2 separate regions of the Mus musculus genome follow, and region 2 is linked to region 1. The links are chromatin loops, found by intact Hi-C in ENCODE. Cell type or tissue: left cerebral cortex. All regions are shown on one strand.

Region 1 (2,500 bases):
AATCTCAGAGGAAATTCCCAGGCACCGAAGGTTCTCTCAAAAAGTATAATCAGCAGGTTGCTCTGACTGGATTAAATTAAATCTGACATGATAGGCTGCCTCTTGCACTGATAGAGTCTCAATTTTCTGGAAGAATGAAATTACATATCACTTTAGAAAACATATGAGCATTCTGCTCACATCAGTAAACAGAGGAACAGCATCTAAGTCATTTCTGAGTTACAGAAATACTTGATTCATAAATACGAATTTTATGGGGCAGCTAACTATTTGCCAGGCCTTGAGCTAAGTACTGTACACTCATTACCATGACTTAAAAAAAGAAAGTCTCAGTATTATTGCCCTGCCTTACAGACGGAACCATTTGGGCAGATAAAGTTATTGGCCTAATAGCAGACAACTTGTAAACAAGCCAGGAGGCTTACAGTTAGCAAGAAGGCAAGCCACTCACTGTCAAGTTCTTAGATGCTCTAGAGATGTAACTTGAAAAGCAGACACAGATAGGTCTAGAATTGTTGTCACCTGAAGAATTCCCCACCTCTTCTTGAACATAGAATGTTTAGTCTTATCTTAGTTCATTCCATATGCCTTCTCAATCTTCATGCTTAGGGGAAAATATCAACAGAATTCTAAAACACAGGGCTATGCATGTTTTAAATCTCAGAACTTGGGCACTTGAGGCAAGAAGACCAGGGGTTCAAGGCTATAAAAGACCCTGCCTCAAAAACAAAATCAAATAAATTCCAAGACTTAACTGGAAGCCTTCGGAAACACTGACAAGAAAAACATAATAAACAAATCAAGCATTGCCTGCAACGCTTAGGACTTTGTATGCACCTGGGAGATAAACTTCATACCCCTCCCACAAGATACAGCTCTGGAAGCATAGATTAACCAGTGATTCAGCATACATTACAATCTTACATAAAACTACTTCGGAATATGTGTAAGAGGCATTTATATTCCTATAATGAAACATTATTTTTGAGTATACAAATTCAATCTATATTCCTGGAATAATAACTTCATGGCTAGAAGGACAATAAAAGTTTAGAAATAACATGGAAGGTGGTGAGGGCAATAATTTTATACTTCAAGTACTTAACTACAGTAAACTACATATAAATTTGGTTAGACAGTCTTGGGTGAGCTGGTCCAATGAATAATCTAAGATATTTCTTAAAGAGCAATTTACTAGCCTCACAATTTCCTATTATCAAAAATAACTTTCCCTGCAAATCTGAATCTGATCCAAGAAGTGTGTCAATAGCCAGTTGTTCCAGCTTATTTATGATATAGGAACCGAGTGTGTAGGGGGAGTGGGCTTGCTGCACTGCACGGTCAAGCATGTTTAATCAAGTCCGTAAAAGTATTTACCACTAATGAAAGCATGGAATATATCCTGTGCCTGAGAATCTAGCACACTGGATACTGTACACAGTGTAAGCAGGTACTGTACTCGGCTTCCCCCCTGCTGGCAGACCCTAGTCACTAAAAGGATGAGCCTCTTTGACTGGGACTGTCTCTATCACACATCCCTAGTAAGTATCTCTAGGCTGGAAAGCACTCAAGATCCAACCCAGGGGAAAATTATAAACAGAAAAGAAATTTAAGAAAATTAATTCTTTCGCTACCCACCCCATTTCCCAAAGTCCTATATATGTGTACGGACTTTCTTAAGAGACCCCAGCAAAATACTGATCGTGCAGAAACAAACACACCTAGACCTAAGACTAGGTGAGATCTTCGACTGGTATTATCATGCAACCATAGGTATCCGAGTCCGGGTGGGTTCTAGTCTGGTCTGGGCCAAGGCACAACACGAGGGTGAAGACAGAAGGCATGGAGGAAGGAATGCAGGAGAGAAAGGAAGAGAGGGAGACCTCGGGGCCACACTTCTTTCTAGTAGCAACAAAAAGGAAAGCCGCATACTGACCTAAATCATCTCTCAAAGGCGCTTTATAAATTACAGGGACAAAGGGAGGGGGTGGCGGGTGGCCTGGGAACCCCACAGACACCCTACCCTCTGACCCGCCCCCTCCCCCTCCAGCACAAGGGAAGCAAGACAGAAAGCAGCTCAACTCGGCCACGGGCGTGAAGCCCTCATCAGGGTTTCAATTGCCCATCCATCCACCCCCCAAAAGAAACACACGTAAACACTATACCCACCCCGGGGGCGGCCACTCCCGCCCCGGGGCTCCTAGAAGCGGAGGCCGGGGATTTACTTAGTTAGATTTTTCTTGCTTACTCATTTCCCTCAAGCACCCAACCCCCCGTTCCCACTCCAAAACCCCGCTCCGTCGCCTACCCTCCGGCTCGGGCCCCCCGGGGATCCCGGGTCCCCGCGGCGGTGGCTCGGGCCCCCGCGCGGTCCAGGTCACTAACCTGCTGCTGTAAGGGCATTTCCGAAAGCAGCCTGGCTCCGGGGGAGGTGGGGGGCCGGCTGGAGAGGGGGCCCGAGGCCGAGTGGAGCGGCGGCGCCGGGCGAGGGCGGGCGCCG
Region 2 (2,500 bases), 63 kb before region 1:
GCCCCGAGGAGCTGGCTGGTGCCCGGGGAGAGAGTGGGCTCCTACTCACATCCACTGGACGTTGTTCTTAGACTTCTTCTTAATGAGGTGGATGCCTTCCAGCACGTTGGTGATGTCGTAAATCCTCCTCTTCTGCACCTTGAGCACCTCTGCTGCCTTGTTCAGATCCAGGACCCCATCAGGAGACTGGCTCAGGAGCTGAATGAACTTCTTGGTGAGCAGACCGAGGGACGTATCATACCGCGTTTTTTCTGAGGGAGATTTTGGAGCTTAAAGAAAAACAAAAAACCGAACGGGTGGGGGATAGGGGGAAAGGTAAAGAAATGAAGGGTTTCTTCGCAGCTAAGCAAGCCCTCTTTCCCACGGCAGCCAGATTAGTATCTAAAGCAAAGCTGGTCGTTGTTTGGGGGTAAGTTACAGAGAGCTATGAGGTGGCTTTTATCAGAAAAGGAAGAGATGATAAAGATTTCCTATGTTGGCAATGGCATTTTCTTGGACTCGTTGTCAGTAGTTTCTATGTCCTCTTAGCCTATTCTCTGGGTCTAGGTGTCCCAAAGTATCTGTTGAATGGATGAAAAAGTGCTGAGGCCTCTGGGAATCTCATTTAAGAAGCATAAACTCACAGAGCCAGGTCATCTTTGTTCAAGACAGGGTCTCAAACAGACTCGACCTCACCAGCCCTTTGGAGTGGGGGCTGCAGAGTTATCCCTTGTCAATCCATCTTTCAGAAAAAGTCTTATTTTGATGAAGAATAGCCCCCAACGTTCAAGTTCCCCACGTCCTTTAAAGGCAATGTCAGTATTTAGTATTGTGCTATTCTTCTGCAGGCGCTCACGCTGAGGTTCTGATTTAGCCCTTACACATAGACTACAGATGCATAACAGAAACCATGGGGACAGACGAGCCAAGTCTAAGTTAGCTTTTGCACTAAGCGCAGAAACAGAAGAGATATTTGGCTTTTTATGACGTATTCGTTTCCTTCTCAAATGACATGACGACAGTACTCACCGAGGCAAGGAATTAGCTGGGACTTAGCGCAACTACCACTTTCTCTTTTGGCTCCTTCCTGAGATAAGGTATCATGTATCCCAGGCTGGCCTTGAGCTCACCACCTAGCTGAGGCTGACCTTTCCCCATCCAATTCCCAAATGCTGGGACTATGGATGTGCGCGACCACAGTCAGTTTATGTGGTGCTGGGGCCTGAGCCCAGGCCTCCTCATGCTAGGCTCTGCCCAGTTTCTAGGCTACGGTGTGGTGAGCTGGGGAGTGAGGTAGGAGAGGCATCACGCTGCCACACACGCCTCCGCCCTTGCACTCAAGTGACGTCCACTAAGGGAAGGGAAAATTAAATCTGACTAGTTCAAAATGCAAATGCATTCAAGTACTGGAGTGACTATTGCCTTTTGCTAGGCGCCAGAAGAAATTGCATTTTTTTTTAATTTTTAATTTTTGGATAGTCACAGAAAGAAGTAAAGAAGAAAACATGCCAAAAATTATTCACACCTTGGCACCCTTCCAGCCACAAGCTTTGCGAGTTGGGAGTCCCACACCAAGGAGAACAGGGAAACAGATGAAAGCATCCTTACTTTTTGGACTATCGGGACTCCGTAGTGCAGCTCTTCCTTTGCCCTTGGGGGTCTTTAGACCATCTGAGAGGTACTGATGGCCACTCTCGCCCAGTTCCAGCCTTCGCTTTGCCTGTAGTCAGAAGGAGAGACAGCTGTCAGTGGCCCCGTCTGTGCTTCTCTTCTCCTGCTCTATCCCACTCCGTGGCTTGTCATGTCCCACAGTCTTACTCAGAAGGCCAACCCAACGCACTAATTCCCTGCCCCTGCAGCGATTCCGTCCCTACACTTGGAGGGTTGAACAAAGTGATTCTTCGGCTCTGGCTTCATCATTTATCCACCGTTTCAATGTATGTGCTCGGCACAGGGCTGGTTGCTAAGAACATCTCATGCACTATGGAACGTAAGTTCACGTTAGTGGGGACTCCCCCATCTGACCTGGTTGGATACTTACACCTCCTTGTGTTTCCCAGATACTGACTGTATTTGCTTATATCCTAACACTTAATGGTTACTTCTCTGCCTCTCATTTCCTTTAAGACAGACAGTTCCCATTTATCTTTGCATCCTGGAGCTTGGCAGAGAGCCGGGATCTGTAGGTATTCCATCACTCTTTCTATATACATTCATCAGATGAGTGATTCAGAGGAACACAACGAGTGACAGGCTACACACGGCCCTTCATCAGAAAAAATAAACATTGCAAATACACCATCACGAGCTACAACCAACAGCACTAATATTTGGAAAGTGAGAAACCTTCATGAAAGTTTTAAACTTATTTTTCACTCCACTGAAAACCCCTTTAACAGATTCTACATACTGGGAACTGCAGTTAGGAACCAAGGTAAGCAGAAAGGATAGGAGTCTCTTCCTTCCCCGATGTATAATCCAAGCCAGAAGACTAAGTGCTTGGCAAGTATTTAATGTCTGA

What was found. Hi-C counts contacts between places; a loop is a spot of excess contacts. Peaks named below come from ENCODE experiments on the same cell type or tissue, not always from the same donor. Only the 100,000 strongest peaks of a DNase experiment are listed, where the experiment ranks them.
Region 2: it touches region 1 in a loop (2.5-fold over the local background); 11 of 42 quality-filtered maps call a loop at or near these places.

Annotation. Positions count from the first base shown.
Region 1 is chr13:29,981,743-29,984,242 of GRCm38, forward strand. All of the region lies in intron 1 of E2f3 (E2F transcription factor 3), which reads right to left. Among named protein-coding and RNA genes, the nearest start is that of E2f3, 3.1 kb to the right of the region's middle. In left cerebral cortex, a CTCF peak has its summit at 1,479; DNase peaks (open chromatin) are centred at 1,535, 1,798 and 2,159; H3K4me3 peaks cover 1,560 bases; H3K27ac peaks cover 1,001 bases.
Region 2 is chr13:29,918,527-29,921,026 of GRCm38, forward strand. It overlaps E2f3 (E2F transcription factor 3), which reads right to left. Exons shown (of 7, transcript NM_010093.3): 2 at 1,588-1,699; 3 at 50-269. Among named protein-coding and RNA genes, the nearest start is that of Cdkal1, 64 kb to the left of the region's middle. In left cerebral cortex, no CTCF peak of the experiment used is centred here; a DNase peak (open chromatin) is centred at 1,494.